Linked DNA regions of Mus musculus: region 1 is linked to region 2. The links are chromatin loops, found by intact Hi-C in ENCODE. Cell type or tissue: heart. All regions are shown on one strand. Links, peaks and the distances in the headings refer to the core of each region. The heading gives the core; the rest is flanking DNA. Region 1 overlaps 0610040F04Rik (RIKEN cDNA 0610040F04 gene). Region 2 overlaps Itpr1 (inositol 1,4,5-trisphosphate receptor 1).

What was found. Peaks named below come from ENCODE experiments on the same cell type or tissue, not always from the same donor. Only the 100,000 strongest peaks of a DNase experiment are listed, where the experiment ranks them.
Region 1: it touches region 2 in a loop (1.9-fold over the local background); 1 of 42 quality-filtered maps calls a loop at or near these places.

What each region holds. Positions count from the first base shown.
Region 1 is chr6:108,638,788-108,646,979 of GRCm38, reverse strand. The region is part of intron 1 of 0610040F04Rik (RIKEN cDNA 0610040F04 gene); the gene reads left to right. Among named protein-coding and RNA genes, the nearest start is that of Bhlhe40, 18 kb to the left of the region's middle. In heart, for the core only: no CTCF peak of the experiment used is centred there; no DNase peak of the experiment used is centred there.
Region 2 is chr6:108,507,047-108,515,238 of GRCm38, reverse strand. Itpr1 (inositol 1,4,5-trisphosphate receptor 1) reads right to left here. Exons shown (of 62, transcript NM_010585.5): 55 at 4,380-4,544. Among named protein-coding and RNA genes, the nearest start is that of Mir7661, 21 kb to the right of the region's middle. In heart, for the core only: no CTCF peak of the experiment used is centred there; a DNase peak (open chromatin) is centred at 5,018.

The DNA.
Region 1 (8,192 bases), core at 3,364-5,863, 130 kb before region 2:
GGCTGCTGAGTTCAAATGGTTCTCAGTCCAAATGGTTCGAATGGTGATCAGTTTCCCTGTTGCAGTTAACAAAGGTGAACATGACTGTGGGTTTCTCTCTTGGGTAGAGCTTGCCCCTTTCTTGCATTTGCTTCATTTAGATACCTCTGGGCAGCTGATGCTCGCTCTTTCAACAGCAGTCATTTTGAGCTTACCTGCTTTGTTTTGGTTATTAGAATAAAAGCAAGAGCCTTTTGTAACCCTACACATCTGGCACATCTGCTCCGTCAGAAACCTCCCAGGGAATTGTCTCTTACTAGGGAGGAAAAGGTAAGCTTGCAGCACCTATGCAGGTTCAGGATTTATGAATGTGCAGCACCCCTGCAGCTGAGAATCATAAGAGCATCAAGCACGCAGAAACTGAAATTGTGCTTTATGTTTAAATATTCATTTCATCTGTTTGTCTGTCTGTCTGTCTACCTTTGAGACCAGTTCTCATTGTGTTCTCATTTTGTGTGTTTATGTAAGTTGGCCTTGAACTTGCCCCAAAGATCCAGTTATACACATCCATGGCCCAGCATCTGGTGCAAGAATTGAAATGTTGCGAGTTGAAGTTGAAGGGGGAAATGGAGATGGTAAGCTAGTGCTGTAAAGAATCTACCAGTGAGTTTGGTTTAGAAATACGAGGTTTCACAAAAGTAGAATTCAGCTGCAGACGTGCCATCTCCATTAGACCCTTCAAAAAATGTGTTCACTTTCTTAGGACACACTAATGCTATAACAAAGCAGGGAAAACACAGTGAAAATTTGGCATCGCAATTTGACAGGTACTGAGGTAGGTGGTAGACACCCATACACATGCACACAATCTTAGACATACAGACACACACACATACACACAGAGAGAGGCAAGGGGGGAGGGGGAGGGGGAGGGAGAGGGAGAGGGAGAGGCTGAGGCGAAGGGAGGCTTTGAGTGGCCACCAAGCAATATTTATTCTCCAAACAATATTTGAACAATGAACACCCCCTCCTCTGCCTCTTAGGATAGTCTCTCACATTTTACTCTGTATTGAAAACACCTGGGTATATCACATTCTGCTTCTTCCTTAGGTCTGGGGTTAAGCTTAGGATTCTCTCTCCCTCCCTCTCTCCTCTTTCTTCCTCTCTCTATCTCTCCTTTGCCTTCTTCCCGCTGTGGATTGAACCTGGTGAATCATAAATACACAGGCTAGCTCTCAGGTACCCCCAAACCCCAGGATTCTGTACCTTTCCTCTGTTCTTTGCGATACAAATGTTCAGCTAACTGTAAGGTAGTTAAGTAGTAAGAACTTTGAGCATGTGTGAGGTGGGCCACGCCATAGAACCAGCCCACCTGTGCTCCGATGTCGTGATGGCTAATCTTCCTGGTTAATTAGCTGCATCTGGGACCGTTTGAAGCCCATGCATCTGGACACAGTTGTGAGGGACTTTCTCAGTTAGAATTATCTGAAGTGGGCAGAGACACCCCCCCAACTAATACATTTGGGCCACATAAAAGGGCACAGACTAAGAGACCTTTTTTCCTTTTCGCCTGATTGACCTCAGTCTGGCTGGCAAGTTCACCTGTCTGTTGCTGGGTCATTCCTTCAATAGCATCATAGTCTACATGTTTTAGCATTTAATGTAGGCTGAAGAGCAGCTGAGACACGGAGCCTCGTAGACTAAACAACTACCAGATTTTTGCCTTTCGGTCACGATAACGCCATTGTCGAACTAACTGATCCACAGCCTGTAAGCTATTCTAATGAATCGCCTTTAACACATATAGATTTATTCTATCAGTTCTGTTTCTTTAGAGAACCCTGACTAATACAAAGAACGTCAATGTAAGGGAAACAAAGGAAAGGCTTTAATGAAATGAAATAAATAAAACCAACAACCTAGAACTGGAAGGAGCTAGAAAATTATTTCAAGATACATGAGATGCATAGGGAGTGACATTTTAGAGCAGTGATCCTCACCCTTCCTAATGCTATAGCCCTTTAATATATCGCCTCATGTTGTGGTGACCCCCCAGCCATAAAATTATTTTGTTGCTAGTTCATTACTGAAATTTTGCTACTGTTAATGAATCATAATGTAAATATCTGATATGTAGGATATCTGTTATGTGACTCTCATTGGGGTCACGACCCCCCAGGTTGAGAATCACCGTTTTAGTGTTACAGTGAGTACACTTATTTTTTTTTTTAGATTTTTAAAAATTATTTTTAATTGTGTGTATGTCTATGTGAGTTGTTATGTATGTGCAGGTGAGTGTGAAACCCTCAGAGGTCCAGAGGGGACCTGTAAATTACAGGTGGTTCCTGACTACAGTAAAGAGTCATTCGGAAGCTATACATTTAGCATCCAGTCTCACCACACTTTTCCTTCCCACTAAGCCACAGCTCCCGACCCCCAGAGGACATTTAGCAGTTCAGGCAGTATTGTTCTGTTACCACCTACTGGGCCCATATTTACAGACGAATTAACATAGCCACAGAAGGGTGAGTACTTTTTACCTCACTCTGCACCTGGCAGTGTCTCGGTAGTTGGGAACAGAGACCATTTAGGGTCAGACTGCTTTGAAGGCATTTTAGAAATGATCAGAAGGCAGATGAAGAGAAAGTGTACTTTCCTACAACTTTATCTCCCAAAGAAAGGCGGAGGCTGGTGGTGATCTGGAGGCTTTTGTTTCCTTCTGTTGTGTGTGTGTGTTATATGTACATATGTGTGCACAGAGATCAGAGGGGTCCTCCTCTGCCATTTTCTTTTCTTGTTATTTATTTGAGACCGAGTTTCTCATTGAACAGGGAGCTCATGGATTGAGTAGGCTGAGTGGCCAGCAAGCCCCTGGGGTTCCCCTCACTCTGTCTCCCCAACACTGGGAATCTGGCAGCACCCAGCTGCTGATGTGAGTTTGGGGGATTTGAGTTCAGATTCCTGTGTTTGTAAGCAAGCGCGTTACTGACAGAGCCATTTCCCCAGGCCCTGTTGTATTTCATTTGAGATAGGGTCTCACTATGCTTGACTGAAATTAAACCTACTACGTAACCCAGTCTGGCTTTGAACTCGGGATCCTCCTGCCTCGGCCAACTGATTGCTGGGATGACGGCTTTTGTTTACTAGCTGGCAATATTTAATTAAGGGTAGTTTAAGGAGTTTTTCTTTCTTTGTTTTATATTTATGTATTTATTCATCCACTCATTTTTATATTTTTATATTTTTTGAGACAGGGTTTCTCTCTATAGCACTGGCTGTCCTAGAAATTTTAAGGCATTTATTTCATTCCTTCATTTAGTTAAAAACACTTGTTGAACATTTTCTGGATACCAAACACACATTGGAAATGACATTTTCATGAGTGTGCTCTTGTGGTACCAGCAATTAAGTTAACTTACATGTTAACAACCACCTATGGAAGGACAATGACTTGAACCTGGTCTGTGAATGCTGCTCCCTCAGGACAACTGTTTAGCAAGTAATGACTAAAGTGATTATATATATATATACACACACACACACAAATAGAAATATTTTACCCAGAAAACAGTTTGTCCTTTTAGCTACTTGTTTCTTCAGTTATTAGCAGCAGAATTAGTTTTCTTGAGCAGTGGCTCTTTTGTTTACTTACTCATTGGCCTATTCTGTGCATGTAAGCACAGAGGCATAGGCGCTTGTGGGAATACATGACCCCGCCACAGCACAAGGGCGGTGCTGAGAACAACTAGCAGGAGTCAGTTTTCTCCTTCTGTCACGAGGTTCCAGGAAGTGAACTCAGGTCCACATGATTGGCAGCAAGCACCTTCACTGGCTGAGCCAACTCACTGACCCTGTAGCCTTTTCTCAAAGCCTCAGTTTTCTCTGTAAAGTAACAGTATCTGTCTCAGAGGGTCACCGAAGGATAAAGTTTAAATTATTCATTTAAAATACTTCAGCAGTGCCCGGCTTATAATGAACCAATTAAACTTTGTTGCTACTTTTTAAAAAAATAGTAGATGTTAATAACTGTTTGACATATCTGTATATATAGGGTCATAGATATAATTGAGATATTAGCATTGTAACCAAAATACATTGAAGGTAAAGTTGGCTTCTAAGATTAGATAGTTCTTTCTGCAAATTTATCAGTGGTTTTTTTTAGGATGAACAGCAAGGAAACAAGGTAGGAGGCCTGATCTTTTTTGCCCAGAAAAAGATAAAAATTGACATTTCCCAACACAATGCTGTTGTCCAGAATATTCTAGTAGTTTACTTACATTTTGGTCTTTTAGTAAACAAAACTTCAAGTTTCAGTTTTCAACTATATAAAATAAACAAATAGCTGATTTTGAGGACTATGAAATTATTGTTTCTAAGCCTCACGGTGGTGGTGCAGGCCTTAGATCCCAGCACTTAGGAGGCAGAGACAGACAGCTCTCTGCAAGTTTGAGGCCAGCCTGGTCTACAGAGTTCTAGAACAGCCAAGGCTACGTAGAAAAACCAAAACAACCAAAACAAAAGCAAAAACCCAAACAACAACGACAACCATGAACACAAAAAGTTTAAAAAGCTCTATATTCCTTAGAGTATTCAAAAAATTGTGTGAACTTTTTAGAACTGGTTTTTATAAATTCACTTACAAAGGCCTGTGCAGCTCCACAGGGGGGTTCGGAGATTAGTTTCTGTCAATGCAGTGCTAAAACTGCTGGGGAATGCGAATCTCCGCCCAGGTCTGGGCCTGCTAGTCCAGATCAGTAATCACAGTCTTCAGGAAGGAGTTCAAGGACTGTCTGAGCTTCCCGAGCCAGCCGCAGAAGCCATTTGACAGATAAGGTTAGTTGATTTGAGATGTCTGACCTGGTAGCCAGCTGTGCACGTGGACTTTGCCTGGATATATCTTCTAGTCGTTTGGCAGTCATAGATATTTATGATGAGACTAGCAAAAAAAAGAAAGAAAGAAAAAAAAAAGCACTAGCTACCAAGCCTGGTGACCTGGGTTTAATTTGTGTCTAATTAAACTCTGCATCTCAATGGCCTAATAAACAAGGCAACACTAGCCAGTGAACACTTGAGATGGACCACCGAGGACCATGCATCCCTACCATAAAAATGCAGTTATGCCATCCGTTGCTGTGAAGAGACACCATAACCAAGGCAATTCTTATAAAAGGCAACAGCATTTAACTGGGGCTGGCTTACAGGTTCAGAGGTTCAGTCCACTATCATCAAGGCAGGAAGCATGGCAGCATCAAGGCAGGCATGGCACTGGAGGAGCTGAGAGTTCTACATCTTGTTCTGAAGGCAAACAGAAGACTGCTGTCTTCCAGGCAGCTAGGGGGAAGGTCTTTAAGCCCGCCCTCACAGTGACATATTTCCTTCAACAAGGCCACACCTCCCAAAAGTGCCACTCCGTGGGTCAAGCATATTCCAACCACCACGTATATTATGACTTCATTATGGTGGTGATTCCACCTAGGCCCTTACCAGATGCTAGGGAAGCTCTCTAGCCCCCTGTGCTATATTGACAACCTTGTAAAGTTAACACTTGGTTCTATATGGGCCCCTTCTCTGGTAAAGAACTTTGTTTTCTCTTTCTCTAAGTATCTCATTCCTGGGGCCCTACTTTATGACCTCACCTACACCAATTCACCTCTCCAAACCCTTCTCCAAGTACCCCCCTCATTGGGGGCTAGCTCTTCAGAGTAGAATTGGAGGTAGGAAGGGTGCCATTCAACACATAGCCAGTGCTTTCTCATGCCTTGCACTGGAAATGCAAGTATGATCTCTATCTTCCTGTGGGAGACATACAATAAGTGAAGAAATGAGCAGAATCAGTTCATCCCCGAGTGGAATAGTGGGAGAAGTGAGCAAGGAAGGAAGATGGAGCCTAAGGAAATGAGTGCCATGGAGACCCCGAGGCCCTTCTGGTGGGGAAATGGTATGCTATGGTTGGAGGAAGATGAAGGAGCCAAGCTCATCAAGACAAGCCAGAGGAAGAACATTCCAGATGTAAAGGACAGCAAGAGCTAGATCCTGGGGTGGGATGTTCTCGGATCAGACACAGGACTGATGTGATTTGTCAGGACTGTAGGATGAGCAACACAAGAGGGAACTCTATGGTAGCCAAGGGCTTGATATCCATAGGGGTTTGTGTGTGTGTGTGTGTGTGTGTGTGTGTGTGTGTGAGAGAGAGAGAGAGAGAGAGAGAGAGAGAGAGAGAGAGAGAGAGAGAGAGAGAGAGAGAATGAATCTGTACAGAGGTCAGAAGACAGCTTGTGGCAGCTGGTTCTTTCCTTCCACCATGTGGGTTATAAGGATTGAACCCAGGTGACCAGGCTTGGTAGCTAGTGCTTTTAGCTAATGGCCCTGAAGAATATCCTGGTAATACAGCTTCCTCAACTCACTTTGCCAGTGGGAACACCCTGTTGATTTCAACACCCAGTTGAAATCCAGACACCTAACATCCTTTGGTGCCTTAGGATGGTTCATGTGGGAAAGCGCTGCCACCTAAAAGGGAGAAGAAAAACCTGGTTTACTCATTGCCCGAGGCAGGTTTTCCTTGTACGGGAAGGAGCAATTCTCAGACCCGACTCTACTCTGAATCCAGCTGGGGATTGGGTTGGGTTGCTGTTTTCTCCCAACTGAACCGTTCTCTCTGGGAGGAAGGAAGGAGACTCTGGAAGATAAAACACTGACAAGATTCGTAACTCTCCTCCCCAAGGCTATAAAAGCAATAAACATTATTATGGAGGGGAGATGTTTGGAGGAGCTGCCTGCAGGTTGGGCAGGGAGCCCCAAGGTGTACAGCTTTTGTGAATCTTCATCCATGCTAGTGTGAGCTATTTGGCGTTGCAGTCAGTTGCTTTTGAATCACCCATGTTCCTGTAAGTAACCCCAATGGCTCATTGACTTTCTAAGCTAGACTTGGATGGAATCATTTCTTTGATATGCTCTGGTACCCTGTCTGGGACAATATATATATATATATATATATATATATCTTTTTTTGTTGTTCATATCTACCCAGGAAAAATCACACCAGAGATAGAATTCAATGGTGTCATCAATTTAAAACCATGGCTCTGGGACTGGAAGACTAACCTTGTAGGGTCATGCGCAGGGCATCATATGCACCTACCCAATGAAATCCCACACTGCTTGTCTCCTTCTCTAACCAAGCCAATCCAACCCCAGCAGGCCTCCTCGCCCAACCTTGTCCTTTGAGACAGCCAGAAGAAGTCTTTGCAGATTATCTCTCATGTGATGCTAAAGGCATCCTTGACCAGTAGACTGTATCTACTTGGTGTTTGTCAAGTTCAGTGCTTACCCTGGACTCCTGAGTGTTTGGTCTCCCTGCCAAAGAAATTCTGAGTCTTCCTTTCTTCCACTTCTGTGTGTTGCAGGCAAAAGAGTCCCAGAAAACCTGTACAAACTCAATGCAAGTAGCCTTGTGTGCAATCAAAAGACTTGGACCTCAGTTCTGCAATTTCCTGGTGAGGTTTCATGACTCTAAAGGACTTGATACACTGTGTGGCTCCTCACCATTCAACTACGATAATATAGAAAGAACTGACGATGTCACCAATACTGAAAATACCACTTGAAATGTCTCTTTAGTAAAAGAAAAGGCATATTCCTTTCTATAAGGGCCTGATAAGGCAAGCATGCACTGAAGTGAAAGGAATTTAAACACGTGATAATTTCACAGGACAATGCTTGTATGGTCTCCATTTACCCAGCGAGTCAGGAATCGTGGGGAAACACAGAAATTCTCTCTTCTCTTAGAGCTGGACTGTTAAAGGCCAGATGCCAGTTCTCAGAAAAGCAGTGACTGTGTGCCCAGGGAGTATGTAGGTAGCCAGCGAATACAGCAAACATCTTAACTGTGGGAATATACTTGCTTCGGCTTTTAAATTCTTTTGTGCACTGGACCATGCTATAGATATATTTTCATACCAGTTTCTTATAACAGAGGGTAATTACATTAATGGCCAAATAAATGAAATTTTGTTTATTTTGTAGCTCAAAAGCAGGTCATATGGACAGACCAGTTATCATGTCAAAGTGATATCTATAGGCCATATATTTTACAGTATTTATTTAGGCTGTGTTTACTTTGAAACTTTTATTTTAATCTTAAATTAAAAAGGAGAGAGTCAGGTAAGCATCCAGGAGTCACAGAGGACCCCCCATGCTGTGTGTGCCCCTCAAAG
Region 2 (8,192 bases), core at 3,639-6,138:
TATAGCTGGAGGGGTCACCACAACCTGTATTAAAGGGTCTCAGCATTAGGAGGGTTGAGAACCACTTAGCTAGTACAAGCTGCAAGATCTCTGGACTGCTGATATCTCAGCTCAGTTACTGATAGCCAGTGGGATCTTGGGCTTTGTTCTGTCCCTAGTCCCTAGCCTCAGTTTCCACATATGCAGACCCCAAGACGGAGAGTTAATAGAAAGACTAATCGAGCATTATATATACAGTGCTCGGCACACAGGCATACATATATACTGTGCAAGTACAGTAACTCATAATCACCAACTTCCTGATGAAGACACTGGAGCAAAGCCACACAGTGTGGTTGAAGGATGGCCATAGTGGAGACATACCAGGAAGCCTTACCCTTTATCCTCTTCCCCTAGTAGAGGAATGACCCCTAAAGACCTGGGTTCGTAGGTCAGTCCTAACCCCCAGCCTGCAGGAAGTGGGCTTCATGAGAAAGGCAGGATCCTTGAAGGTGCACATGGGCATTAGAGGATGGCAGGTAGATAGATTTCCATGAAGTACAGGCAACGGTTTGGCTGGGGAGCGACTAGGGGAAAGCTCTGGGGTAAGTCTTGGACTTAGAAACTTTGAGTATTATTTTTAAGATGGCGGTCTCTTTATGTTGCCCACACTGGCAGCAAACTTTTAACTCTCCTGCCTCAGCTTCAGCTTCTTAATCATCTAGTGTTATAGGCACATGCTGCCAGACATGGCTGAAGGCTAGTGTTGTTTGTTTGTTTGTGTTTTAATTAACGTTGCCTCTGTTCCCATGTCTAGGCAGCTCTGAAAGGCTTGGTCTTCATTGTGGCTTTAGCTAACTGCACAGTGAAGATGGTTATGGGGAAAGCAGGTGGGCTCTCCACTTCACTTTTGAATTACAGCGAGATGCCGAATGAGCCTCTGTGGACCTCCATCTCCTCATCTGTAAAATGAGTGCACAGAGCTGGTCTCTTCAATGTCTTCCAGTTTAGTACTGTATATTTGGGGCCATTTTCTGGCCAATTAGCTTTTCTCCCTGCTTAATTCCAATCTGTATCCTGAAACTAGTTTCCTAGAGGGTACTGGGCAAAGTAGGATCTTTCAAAGGAAGCAAGGATGTGGCATTTAATCCACAAAAGAAAGTAAAAGGCTGTGTTGCTTTAACATTGGTTAAATATTTCCTAGCAACTCAGTCTGAAGTACTAAGAGCAAATCACACAGCGAACAAAGGGTACTTGTCTTCTGTGGGCAGGAGGCACGGAATTAACAGATCAAACCAGGAAAGACCCTCTTATGGTTTTTAGAAAATAATTTTAAAATTGAAACAATAAAATATAGCATATATTCTGTATTTTTACTTATAATATATATAAATATATTATATATTTTCTAAGTAAAAATTGACCTTGGAAAAGATAGAATACCAAGGAAAAAACCTAATAATTCCATTCCATCATCTATAGACATCCACGTATTATTCCTTTTAAAAATGGAATGTATAGATATTATTAATAAATACCATAATACTGACTTATAGCCACTCCTGGACAATATTCAGGCACATTTCATGTCATGTCAAAATGATCTCCTAGTGTTATTTAGAAACACATACACTTAACATAGCCAGTATCATGTTTGTGACTAGTCAACATGTTTTCAATTGTCTTATCAGTGCTTCTGTGATGAACACCTCTGGATATGCTCGTATACACATCTGTCTACTTAGGGCTTTCTGACTAATTTCCAGAAACAGAAATCTGTAATTCCTGTTATAATAGATGAGTACTGCCTATAGCCATCAAGTGTGCTGTCTCAGTTTATATTTGCAATTACTAGCAATTTAGACCCGCTGTGTCCCTATGGCCACCAGACCAGGAATGAGTGTGCTGTTTAACCTTTCTCAGGCGACAGGTTAGACTCAGAGAGTGTGGGCGTTCTAATGAGCTTGCCTTGGCTCGGCACTCAGGGATGAACCTGTCTCCGCGCTCAGTGACCATCTGGGGCCCTCATCCTGTCAGCTGCTGTTTAGGAACTTTGTACATTTTCATCTCCGCTGTTAATATTTTCTTAAGAACACAACTGGGATGCAGGCTTGAGGCCAGGTCCAGACGCTTCCTGGGGGGCCACAGTACCTTAGGCCAAGGGATTACGGTTCCTTCCTCCTAGACAGCTAAAGCCAAGGGAGCTCTGATCACCCAGGGGACTCCTCTAGATTTCTCTGTAGGAAGTCAGTCTCTCTCTCTCTCTGTTTCTCTTTCTCTCTCTGAAAACTCAGGTTTGTTTTAAACATGGGAGGCTTTCTTTCTTTGTGGGAATATTGGGTTTTGAGTTCTCATCAGATACATTCAGTACTTCTTTGGACAAGAACAGGATCCCACAGGCAAGTCAAGGCTCAGGAGACCCCTGGATGCACACGAGAGTGGCTTTCACCCTCATCTAGACTGACAGCACTGTGCTTCCGTGACGGGAGGGCTCTGGAAGCACGGGTGTGAGCTGCAGCATGGGACGCTGTGCTCACAGAGGTATGGCCTGCCCATGGTTGGGAGGAATGACATTTGGGTCTGGAAGATCGAGTGACTGTGTGATTCAGGGCACCATGTGTCACGGTCCTCAGCTGCGACCTAAAGACATCATCTCCCTCAAATGGAGGGTGAGAGTGTGGGAGAAGCACGCACTTGCAGAGATTTAGCTGTGACCGTTTTTTTGCCTCTGTCTCGTTGATGGTAAGGCTGTGAGGTAAGGGGTGTGGGTCTCACCTCACACTGTCCCTTGCATTTAGGAAAGGCCCTGGCTACCTCCAAAAAATAACTCAAAAAAAAAAAAAAAAAAAAAAAAAACAAAAAACCAAAGCAGCAGACTGGAAATGAAGAAGAAAGGAAGCAAGATCAACAGGAAGGAGAGCAGCAAGGAAAGCCACACCCAGCAGGGGGAGAGGGTACAGATCAAAGGGCACAAAGGGAGAGATCCTACCTCAAAACAAAACAAAACAAACGAATAAACAACAACCAGGGACCCAAGAGACAATCCCTGCCCTCTGCCACTCTCCCCAGGGAGGACTGGAGTGTGCTGCACTGGTGGATGTGGGTCTCCTTGACTCACGGGCTAAACTCTGTCCAGGGATGCTCATGCACGACACAGAACAGTTCCAGAACAGACTCCAGGATGGCTCTAAAGATTTCTGATGCAGAATGACCAAAATAGGCCACATAATAGCGCTCACAAGTACATCCTGCCACCCCTTTGCTTAAAAGCTCAAAGTACAGCCAGCCAGATTCTGAAACTAGAGAAAATAAACCATTCCGCTTAGCCCGCCAACATCTCTCACTAATGGAATGAGCTAATCCTGGTGAATTCTTTATCTATTTTTTTTTTTTTTTTTTTTTTTTTTTTTTGTGGCATCGAGAACAGAGGATGATAAAGATAAGACTAGGGAGCTGTCCCATGGCAATGCTTGCTTAGGATGCTGACATGAACAGTTACATGTGATCCATACAGTATCCCTGCGAGGAAAACCTTCTTCTCAACTTGGAAGGAAGGAAGGAAGGAAGGAAGGAAACTGAGACAGACAAAAGCAGCTTAGAAACCATACATGGGTTTTCCTTAAGGACGTTTCACAATCCCTATTGTCTAAATCCTTTCATTCCTTTCCTTTCCTTTCCTTTCCTTCCATTTCCCTACCCCCCCTCTCTTATTTTTAGCCCTTGGATATTTTTTTTGATCTTCATATTTTTATATTTCTTGTGTTTGCACCATAAAAGTTTATGCTTCTTGCCATGTTATGTAGGTGCACTGAAATTTCTTATCCCCAATTTTATAGATCTAGGTTTCTTTTGACTTTGGCACAGAAAATCATTATTTGGTTTATAACTTAATCTGCTCCCAAGAAAGGGACAGAACCAACTCACCAACTGTCAAGGTCTTAACAACTTGGCTCTATGGGAACAAAATCACTTTTACTTAGCAAGCTCACTGTCCTGGGTCCTGGGCTTTGCAAGTTGCTCTTACTTTGGTCCTGACATGTTTGCCTTGAGAAACAGATTGCAGAGGACTGTAGGTGACTGTGTCAAACATATGCCTCTTGGCAAGTGCTTCCCAAGTGAGAGAAATGGACACATATATAGGAAACATCTGAACTGCAGAGGCACCTCCTCCATGAGTGGAAACTACAGATGTGCCACATACAGGACATGATGAGATCCTGCACTGCCAGGTTCCCTGGAGCTGCCCTGTTTCCTATGTCATTTTCCTCTCAGATCCTCCCAAGATCGGATGCAGTTGGAGCTTGATATTATAGAACCAGGCCCAGTAGCTGTGATTAGAAGGTGGGGGGTCTGTGATAAGAGATGACACAGTTCTCCACATGTGAACCCCTGGTACTCACCAGCAAGCTATAGAAGAACTCATGTACGAAGAGGCCCATGGCACAGATGAGTAGATACAGCAAATGATAGAGGAACTCCACATCCAGAACCATGGCCCGGTAGCCTCTGGTGAAGGTCCCACAGTTGCCCACAAAGCTCATCAGGAAGATGATTTTATTGCAGACCTGAGAACAGACGGTGGTGGGAAGAGTCAGATGGCAGAGACCATGCTCAACTAGGCGTGAGAACCTGAGAGGAGCCTTAGCACCGAGTGCCCACCAAGCTCTCTCAGAACTGTCCTGGGACTCCAAGTCATTCCAGTACTTTGCTTTTCAGGCATAATACAAATTACACAGTAGTCAAATCATTTCAAGTGCACCAGCAATCAAGCAGCACTTGTGTACGGCAAAAACAAAATTAACACATACTGAAATGATGGTTTTCGAAATGAACCATTTCTAACATTCTTGTATGAGTCAGTCAGATACAGAAGTCACCCGTCTCTGTGAACTCTGCGATCAGCATGCTTAAAGCTCGTTATCTAAGCTGGCTCCATTCCAGACACTACAGGGGCTGAGCTTAGTGAGAAGTGGACACGGCTCAACTTTCTTGGCTTCTGCAGTCACAAGTAAGATGAACATTTTCTTAAGAAACAAAAACAGGGTTTTGCCAGGATGAGCTCTTTGTCCTGTACTTCTTTCAGGGAACGATTTCTGACCTTCCCATGGGGGATCCACCCCTTTTCAAGAACCAGTTCCCGAGGTCGGGAAGGAGCTTCATCTGGCCAATCACAACATTATATTCTTCTGGATATAATAATTGTTCAAGGATTGTCATGTGACCAAATGAGCCAATAAAACCCAGGAGGCATTTTTTTCTCCCCTGGGATTATAGCAAAAGACAATTTTGTTTTTTTTCTACTTACCTTGAACCTGAAGGGAATATGAGTTTAGGGCTACTGTCCTCTTCTTACCCCACCGTGGGTCATAAAATCACAAACATTCAGTAGACACAGAGCCAAACTAAGGGACAAAAGAATTGGGCCCCGATGCCACTGCCTAAGCCCCCATATTCAGCTATACCTGAAGCCAGGTTCTTGCTTTCTATGTCAAAATGAACCAATGCATTTCCACTCTGCTTCATCTAGCGTGGGTTTCCTGACACCCACTATTGAAGGGTCCCTGACTTACCTACTAGATAATACATTTGTATGTGAACATATACCCCATGCCTGGAAATCCATCTCCATTAACAGGCTGACAGAAAAGCTAGAAAGAACACTCTGAATGCACTTGGGGAAACCATCTTCTGCTTCTCTAGTTCCCTTGGCACCAGGCACACAGACATCCTGCCAGCTAAGCTGCAGGCCAGTGTAAGCCAACTCCTTGACAATCAGATAAGGGAGGACACCAACACGGACAGAGAACCTCCAGCTTTCTCAAGCACCCTCAACATACAATCGGCCAGGTTTCCCCTGAGTTCTGACCCTGTGGGTGAGATTTCCTTACAGGGTAGCAGAGCATGACTGACTCTGGATGGAGGTTTAGAGAGAGGGGTTTGGAGAAACGAGAGATGATCATAGTCCAGTTGACACCACAGAACCTCCTACACACCCAAGTTCTAAAAATCTGAACAGGCCAACAGTCCACTTCAGCCTACTTGATCTCCTCTTTAACATTCACTGCCGCTCCAGCAAGTATCTCCTGTTTGTAGACTCAGTCTATTGCCCCTATTCCACACTGACTGTTTGACCAGCTTTTGATCTAGCTTCCTGCCCTACCTCTAAGGGATGCTGTCAGTATATACCATGTCTTATGTTCTGAGCACATCCATCTGGCTTCCTCTAGCAGGAGACTGGTGAGCCTGTCCTAACCCTAACCTCAGTGAGTCATCCTTTGGATAGCACCCTAGCCTCTTCCCCTAGCCTTCACCTGTTTGTTCAGCCACTCTTACTTATCCCATACACACCAAATAGTATATCTTGCTAAAACAAAACAAAACTCTAAGTGACTATTTATGATAGCTGTCCTGGCCTCCTCAGCTAATGTATTAAAAATAGCAATTGTCTAACTTGAGTCTTCCTTGAAAATGGTCTTTGTCAAAGATGTGTTGTCTGTGGAATGATCAAAGGACAGAACAAAAAGAAACAAATAGTCACACATTCTGAGGAACTAATTAATACCTTTTCTTTCCATCCATCTGTCCTGTCTGTCATCTGATTATCCTGTGTTCCCTCTGAAACAACTTCTCAGAGCACACAAAACCTATGCCACCGTCTCTAGAACTCTCTCTCTCTCTCTTTGCCATTGTGCCCATGCTTTGACAATTGTCAGAGCTAATAGTAATGGCATGTCGTGCCACCTCAGGCATTATAAGTGAACAATGTGAATGCATTGTTGCATCATTTCATTTTAGACGGAGGCCATAGTATTGCCCCAGCCACCCATGATTGGAAACTTAGTGTTAAATTTATATTTTTTACACTAGGGAGATGGCTCAGTTGTAAACATGCTTCCCATGTAAGCCTGAGTTTGATCACCAGAACCCATGTTAAAAAAAAAAAAAAATCCTTGTGTGGTGGTGTATGCTTGCTATCTCCATACAGGGGAGGCAGTGGGGAGGCAGTGACAGGGAAGCCTTGGTGCTTTTGAACCTAGCCAACTCAGCAAGCCTTAAGCCAGTGAGAGACCTGTCTCAAATAAGAAGGTGGATGGCTCCTGAGTAAAGACACTAAAGTTGACATTTGGCCTGCATACACACTGGCACAAACACAAGTACACACGTGAACCCCAGCCTCCAGACCCAGGTGGCTTGAATGAAAATAGCCCCCACACCCCAGGTTCGTGTGTTTCTATACTTGACCCCAGTTGGTAGACTAATTGGGAAAGATCAGGAAGTGTGACCTTGTTGGAAGAAGTTCGTCACATGGTGGTGGGCTGGGGGTGGGGAGAGGAGCTGAGGTTTCAAAAGACAAGAGCCATTCACAGTTTGCTCTCTCTGCCTCCTGCTTGTTCAAGATATGAACTCTCAGATATTCCTGCTGCCAAGCCTTTGGTTCCCCCATTAATTGACTTCAGCCCCCTGAAAGTCCAATTAAATGCTTTATAAATTGCCTTTGTCTTGGCATTTTGTCACAGCAACAGAAAGGCAACTAATACACAAAATAAATTTATTCCTTTCATTGTCCACCCAGTTAAGACAATACTTCTTTGCTTGAAGAAAAAGACCTCCTCATTGTTTGCTCTGCCTTTTTGCCTACCCCATGGTGTTCTTTCCTTCACCACTGAGACACCTGCAGCTTGTTTCTTATGTCTACACTATGACTCAGCCTTACCACACCTGATCAAAAGCACTGGCAGAGCCCCAAGGGCCTCTCTGACTACAGTACCTCCCACCCCAGTCTACATAACATGGATGAATGAATTTTCTAGGATGTCTTTGAAAAGATAATCTTGGCTCAAAACACTGCAAGCATTTACCAAGGCGCATAGAGTACCCCCCGCATCAGTCTCACTGACTCGTCAGCAAAGCTACAGGCATGTGGGAAACATGGCCACGAAGGTTCCCTTTCTCAGAGTCTTGGGCTTATTCTTTAAGTCTTTATTGCAGTTACAACACTTTTAATGGATTTTTGCCATTGACCCTCTATTTTAATTCCTCACCCAACATTTACCACCATGGAATGATGTTCTGGAAACACATGTGAACCTGGAGGAAGACATTCAATGAACTTACCCCAGAGTTCAGTGTTCCAGGATTAGTCCCCTCCCTAACACGGCTCTCTGGTCTATTGCTCCACTTAGGCCTATGAAGCCTAAGACAAGCAAAATGCT